2 separate regions of the Homo sapiens genome follow, and region 1 is linked to region 2. A link is a contact called in ENCODE Hi-C or POLR2A ChIA-PET data. All regions are on one chromosome and are shown on one strand. The core of a region is the stretch at or near the end of the contact, and the rest is flanking DNA. Distances in the headings are between cores, read along the strand shown.

What was found. A loop is a pair of places that touch in the nucleus more often than their neighbours do. ChIA-PET counts read pairs that join two places held with the same protein, here RNA polymerase II (POLR2A). Pooled maps may share reads with other maps.
Region 1: a loop to region 2 is called in a pooled map, with 2.8 times the contacts of the local background. The contact joins two enhancer-like sites. A Hi-C loop is called at or near these places in 2 of 50 pooled maps. POLR2A ChIA-PET finds 5 or more read pairs at or near these places in 3 of 52 experiments (H1, HCT116 and activated CD4-positive, alpha-beta T cell).

The regions. Positions count from the first base shown.
Region 1 is chr3:12,748,392-12,752,138 of GRCh38, forward strand. TMEM40 (transmembrane protein 40) reads right to left here. Exons shown (of 12, transcript NM_018306.4): 2 at 1,369-1,449; 3 at 264-401. The coding sequence starts at 1,441. Among named protein-coding and RNA genes, the nearest start is that of TMEM40, 9.0 kb to the right of the region's middle. RefSeq lists an enhancer at 910-959 and a silencer at 1,230-1,379. Within about 2 kb of position 2,285, at least 15 of the 41 ENCODE cell types and tissues checked have a DNase peak (open chromatin) inside an H3K27ac peak, as active enhancers do.
Region 2 is chr3:12,646,507-12,649,807 of GRCh38, forward strand. All of the region lies in intron 1 of RAF1 (Raf-1 proto-oncogene, serine/threonine kinase), which reads right to left. Among named protein-coding and RNA genes, the nearest start is that of RAF1, 16 kb to the right of the region's middle. RefSeq lists an enhancer at 2,222-2,271. Within about 2 kb of position 1,270, at least 5 of the 41 ENCODE cell types and tissues checked have a DNase peak (open chromatin) inside an H3K27ac peak, as active enhancers do.

The DNA.
Region 1 (3,747 bases), core at 1,035-3,534, 100 kb after region 2:
AATAGCTACAGCGATATTACAGAACAACATGGCTAAAAGCTTAGGATAAGATGGGGAAAATTTTAAATGGAGGACAAAATTGCCTATACGATCAATGATAACTGTGTACGTAGAAGCACATGTAGACAGATCGGCTCTAGAAGAGAATGTGGAGAAACGGTATTGGAGTTTCAAGTACTTCAATGACTTCAAGTATGGGGGATTATTTCCCCATGTAAATCTTTTTCTTGAATAATATACATATATTTAAATCTCTGCTATACCTGAGGAGGAGGAGGATGAAGAAGATGAGGAGGATGAGGAGGAAGAGGAGGAGGAGGAAGAAGACTTGTTTCTCTCATATTGTTCTTGGGAAAAGAGTCCAGCCTTCCCATCTTGCTTGTGGAAATCTGTCTCTCCATCTACAAGGCACACAGAGGCCAGGGGATGAGCGTTTCCCACCCTTCCCACCCCAGGGACCACCCAGTCCTCTCCAGGGTTCTACTTGGATTTGGAGAGCCAGGAAGGACTGGATTATCTTCCCAAATATCTAGAGCCAATGCAACATGCAGGAGACCAAGGCTCTCAGAGATGCCAGGGGCTCACGGAAGGCTCAATACAGAGATTTATCTGAATATGGACTCAGAAAAGGGGTTTCTTTCTTTTTTTTTTGAGACGGAGTCTTGCTCTTTTGCCCAGGCTGGACTGCAGTGACGCTATCTCGGCTCACTGCAAGCTCTGCCTCTCGGGTTCATGCCATTCTCCTGCCTCAGCCTCCTGAGTAGCTGGGACTACAGGCGCCCACCGCCACACCCGGCTAATTTTTTGTATTTTTAGTAGAGACGGGGTTTCACCGTGTTAGCCAGGATGGTCTCGATCTCCTGACCTTCTGATCTGCCCGCCTCGGCCTCCCAAAGTGCTGGGATTACAGGCGTGAGCCGCCGCGCCCGGCCAGAAAAGGGGTTTCTAAGCCCCCTGCCTTGCCCAGAGACAGCTAGATTCTGTAGAGTAGTTGCTAATTTAGGATCCTCTGTACATTACAGCCAAGATGAGGTGTGATCAAGTCCTAAACCTTCCCATTCCCCATTCTGGGGTCACACAGGACCCTCTCCACCTTCTAGGGGTGCTCCCTAGTGCCAGCCCAAGCCCCCAGAGAATTCTTGAGATTTGGCAAGCAGCTGAGGGTCCCCATAGCTAGACAGCACAGGAGGACAGATTGGACCATGCAAATGTGTGTGTGCATGTGTGTAAAACCACTACTTCCCCATTTCAGCTGTGATTTGAGGCCCTGTGCAACGTGAGTTGAGCAGGGTCTTCTTCTGTCCCTTCTACTTTTGGACTCCACCTCCCATGTGGTTTTGCCCAGAGGGTCAGAGAAGGCAAACGTACAGTCTACATCTTCTGTTTCTCTGTGGACTTGACTGTTGTCCTGAGGCTGGGAGGAGGATGCTGAAGTCTCCATGGCTTTTCCTGGAGGAATAACAATAATCAGTAGTTAATATCACCTTAGTTAATATCTTAATATACAAAGAGCTTGGCAAATAAATAAGAAAAAGACAAACACTCAACATTCAAAGGAATAAGAAAAATAATTAACAAAAAAAATGGTAGTTCTGTTGGCAAGCAAGAAGGCCGGGGTAGTGGAGGGAGGAGGGTTAAGGGAGTGGGAATTGGGGTGGTGGGTATTGGTTAGGCAACTAGCAGGGGGCTTCATGAAGGAAATCAGTTTTTATCTGTGCCTGAAAAGTCAGGCACAATCCTTTTTCTTTTTCTTTTTTTTTTTTTGTGGAAACAGGGTGTCTCTATGTTGCCCAGGCTGGTCTTGAACTCCTGGGCTCAAGCAATTCTCCTACCTTGGCCTCCCAAAGTGCTGGGATTCAAGTGTGAGCCACCATGTCCAGCCTAGGTACAATTTTGACAGGAATGCAGATTTGAAGTTGGTGAACCAACTCCAATCCCACAAACATGGCCAACATCCAGGAATGACTAAGCAAAAAGGCAAGGGAATCCTGGGCCCCGGCCGGCCTCACACACAGAGCCACCTGCCACCTCTTGACAGCTACGTGCACAGGAAAGAAGTTTCTTTTAATGGAGCCCATGTGCTATGAGTCTCTGTTATAGCAGCTGAGCCAGGAAGTGCAGGCTTCCTTCTGATTCCTTGCCCTATTTCTTCTTCTCTCAGCTCTGAGGCTGAGACCTTAAATCTGAGAGGAGGTAGATTTACTAGTCTCTGATTCATTTATTTTTTACTTCTTTATTTGAGACAGAGGTCTTGCTATATCACCCAGTCTAGTCTTGAACTCCTGGGTTAAGGCAATCCTCCCACCGCAGCCTCCTGAGTAGCTGGGACTACAGGCACGTGCCACTGTGGCCAGCCTCTGACTCATTTAAACCATGTTTCTCAGCCTCAACACGACTGACATTTGGGACAGGGTAACACATTGTGAGATGTTTAGCAGCCTCCTCCCAGATGCCAGTAGCACTTTCCTGTTCAGCTATAACAATAAAAATGTCTCCAGACATTGCCAAATGACCCCTGTTGTGGGGCAAACATCACCCCCCATTTGAGAATGGTCTAGAGAATCTACCACAAGACCTTGGCAGGAAGCCTCCTCCCCTGTGTCTTAGAGCCAGATTGCCTGGGTTGGAATCCTGCCTCTGCCTCTTCTAGCGATGGAAGCATGGGCTAGTTACTTAATCCTTCACTGTGCCCTGGGTTTCTCATCTGTAAAACGGAGACAGTAATAGTGCTTACCTTATAGTATGTGAAAATGGCAGGACAGTCCTTAGCAGGGCCATTGTGAATGCGTGTTTCCTTCTCTACAGGCCTCCTCTTACCCTTGGACATTCAGTGTCCAGTCCCATCCCTGCTCATCCCCCATCTCGTAGGCCCCAGACTCCATTACCCGTTTTTTTTTTCTGTTTTTTGAGATGGAGTCTCGCTTCTGTCGCCCAGGCTGGAGTGCAGTGGCATGATCTCAGCTCACTGCAACCTCTGCCTCCCGGATTCAAGTGATTCTTCTGCCTCAGCCTCCGGAGTAGCTGGGATTACAGGCGCCACACCATGCTTGGCTAATTTTTGTATTTTTAGTAGAGACGTGGTTTCACCATATTGGCCAGGCTGGTCTCGAACTCCTGACCTTGTGATCCGCCCGCCTTGACCTCCCAAAGTGCTGGGATTACAGGCGTGAGCCACTGCGCCTGGCCTACCCTTTTCTAGAATAAAACTTCCCATTTCTCAGAGCAGAATTCAGCTAGGCATTAGGAAGTCACTAGCCATTAAAATGCATCGATATCGAGATGGAATGACTGACAGCAGAAGCCTCCAGGGCATATTTCTATTTTGAACAGGGTTCTCTGCACGCAACAGGTGACTAGTACATATTCATTGGCTGAGATCATCTCTAATGAAGGCATTTCAGCTAGAGTGGAGGAAGAGTTGTAGAGCCACGTGGGGGAAAGAGAGCTGCTGGCTGATGTCAGATAGACCGAAGTTTACAAAGTGATGAGCTCTTTTTCCAGTCTCATCTCCATCCTGCTCTGTGTCCTGGTCACACACAGCACTTTTGGCTTAGTCCATTCTTTCCTAATGTCAAAATTGCATCTGACCTTCCAAGCACAGGTCAAAACCCACTTCCCTCATGAAGTACTCTTTCAATTGCCTAAACAATACCCATCAACTCTATTCCCCACTCCCCTAAACTTACTCCCTCCACTATCCCTAGCTTTTGTTTTTTTGACAAGGTCTCTCTCTATCACCCAGGCTAA
Region 2 (3,301 bases), core at 20-2,519:
GGGACTACAGGTGCGCACCACCAACGCCCTGCTAATTTTTGTATTTGTCTTTTTTTTTTTTTTGAGACAGAGTCTCACACTATTGCCAGGCCGGAGTGCAATGGCACAATATCGGCTCATTGCAACCTCCACCTCCCGGGTTCACATGATTCTCCTGCCTCAGCCTCCCGAGTAGCTGGGATTATAGGCACACACCACCACACCCGGCTAATTTTTTGTATATTTAGTAGAGACGGGTTTTACTATGTTGGCCAGACTTGTCTCAAACTCCTGACCTCAGGAGCCACCTGCCTCAGCCTCCCAAAACGCTGGGATTACAGGTGTGAGCCACCACGCCCAGCCTAATTTTTGTGATTTTAGTAGAGAAAGGGTTTCAATGTGTTGGCCAGGCTGGTCTCAAACTCCTGACCTCAAATGATCCACCCACCTTGGCCTCCCAAAGTGCTAGGATTACAGGAGTGAGCCACTGTGCCTGGTTTTTAAAGTCATTATTAAAATCTTCATTACCGGCCAGGCGTGGTGGCTCACGCCTGTAATCCCAGCACTTTGGGAGGCCGAGGCGGGCAGATCACGAGGTCAGGAGATCGAGACCATCCTGGCTAACATGGTGAAACCCCGTCTCTACTAAAAATACAAAAAATTAGCCTGGTGTGGTGGCGGGCACCTGCAGTCCCAGCTACTCGGAAGGCTGAGGCAGGAGAATGGCGGGAACCCAGGAGGCGAAGGCTGCAGTGAGCTGAGATCGCGCCACTGCACTCCAGCCTGGGCGACAGAGCGAGACTCCATCTCAAAAAAAAAAAAAAAGAAATTCAGGCCAGGCATGGTGGCTCACCCCTGTAATCTCAGCACTTTGAGAGGTTGAGGCAAGCAGACTGCTTGAGCCTAGAAGCTTGAGACCAGCCTGGACAACATGGAGAAACCCCATCTCTACAAAAAATCAGCCATGCACGGTGTAGCACATGTGTAGTCCCAGCTATTCAAGAGGCTGAAGTGGGAGGATCACCTGAGCCCAGGGAGGTCCAGGTTGCAGTGAGCCATGATTGTGCCACTGCATTCCAGCCTGGGCAACAGAGTGAGACCCTGTCTCAAACAAACAAACAAACAAACAAAACAAATAAATAAATTTTAAGTGGTCACAACACTGGAAAAAAAATAACTTTCACACATAAAAAGTTTCTGCTGAGCAAATATGCTCAAATGTTAGTTTCCTAACCAGTCCAAAAGGGCACTCTCATGCACTGCAAGGTGATGTGTACGTGTCAATATTTTTCGTTTCCTCACTCCTCTTTCTCAATTTCTGACCACAAACTGGTAACTTCATCAGATGACAGCCCAGAATAAACACACATGAAGAAATAAGCCACTCTACTCTTCTAAAAGTTAGCAGGGGCTGTACAAGTTTACAAAACAGACTCCTACATTTTAAAAGTGTAACTTTAAAAATACAAGTTAAAAACGAGCTAGTTCAAAAACAATTATGCTAAAACAAATCAGTTCCACAAATGATACCTGGAGCCAACTTTATTTTTAACTCTCACCACAAATAAGCTTAAATTATTTTCATTTTAAATCACATTGTCTGGACTCTTTTTTAACCCGAGTTTTTCTTTTCACCTTCAAATCAGTCATTGTTTTCTTCATCTAGTCAGCAACTGCTGATTTTTAAAATAAACAGATGTGTATTCAAAGTACACCATTAACACAAGTACCAAAACACACAATGTACAAATAAAATATGGTTTAGGAATGATTATTCAGATAGCCAAGTAACAGCGAAGTTAAAAAAAAAAAAAAAAAAGCTACATAATGAAGTAGGAAGGAAGGGGGAAAAAAATCACCTGGAAACACTAACAATTTCCACACTAATTTCTCTTTCATACTAAAGGCATTAATTTTCACAGTAAATCTTGCATATTCAACAAGTGGTTAAAAAAAATTAGCCCTCCTCAAAGATAAGGACACAGAATATAAGTGAATCATTCATTCTACACACTGGCATCACTCATTTGGCAGAGGAGATGTGTCCTCAAGAGAAGAGGTATTCCCCCAAGTTTACATCTTACCAAAGCAGTTTCAAGAAGTAACCATCTATATTAGCCGGATGTGGTGGTGCACACCTGTATTCCCTACTCAGATGGCTGAGGCACGAGAATCATGTGAACCCAGGAAGCAGAGGTGGCTGTGAGCCGAGATCGCACCACTGTCCTCCAGCCTGAGTGACAGAGTGAGATTCTGCTTCAAAAAAAAAAAAGTAACCATCTGATTCAGCCAGCTCCCCTACACTTCCTTCTGGAGTCAATGGCTTTCAAATAGAAAAATTCCCATCGGCCGGATGCGGTGGCTCACGCCTGTAATCCCAGCACTTTAGGAGGCCGACGTGGGCGGATCACCTGAGGTCGGGAGTTCAAGACCAGCCTGACCAACATGGAGAAACCCAGTCTCTACTAAAAATACAAAATTACCCAGGCGTGGTGGCACATGCCTGTAATGCCAGCTACTTGGGAGGCTGAGGCAGGAGAATTGCTGGAACACAGGAGGCAGAGGTTGCAGTGAGCCAAGATCACGCCATTGCACTCCAGCCTGGGTAACAAGAGCAAAACTCAGTCTCAGAAAAAAAGAAAGAAAGAAAAGAAAAAGAAAAATTCCCTAGTCTTTAGTGGTGCGCTCAATAGTAAACTTTAACAACTTCTAAGAGTTACAGTAAGACACCTGTAAAACTGATAATATCATTTGTTCTTCAGAAATTACTTTTAACCAACTTTTCAATAATAATTTTCTCAAAAGAAAGACATGTTTAAAATTTTTCCCTGGCCAGGCATGGTGGTTCATGCCTGTAATCTCAGTAATTTGGGAAATCAAAGCAGTAGAATGGCTTGAGCCAAGGAGTTCAAGACCACCCTGGTCAACAGAGTGACACCTCATCTTTATAAAAATAAAACAAAATTAGCTGGGCATGGTGACACATGCCTCTAGTCTCAGCTACTAAGGAGGCTGAGGCGGGAGGATCACTTGAGCACAGGAGTTTGAGGCTGCAGTGAGCTATGATCGTGCCACTGCACTCCAGCATGGGGGCCAGAGACTGTCACACACACACACACACACACACACACACACAGTTTTCACTGTTAGTTACACCATTAATTCATTAAAGCTCTAAATTATACCCTGCTATTTTGCCAGAGGATAAAATAGTAAATGAAACACAAAAATATAACCTAGGGTCAGGCTCACACCTGTAATCTCAACACTTTGGGAGGCCGAGGTGGGAGGAGTGCTTGAGCCCAGGAATTCCAGATCAGCC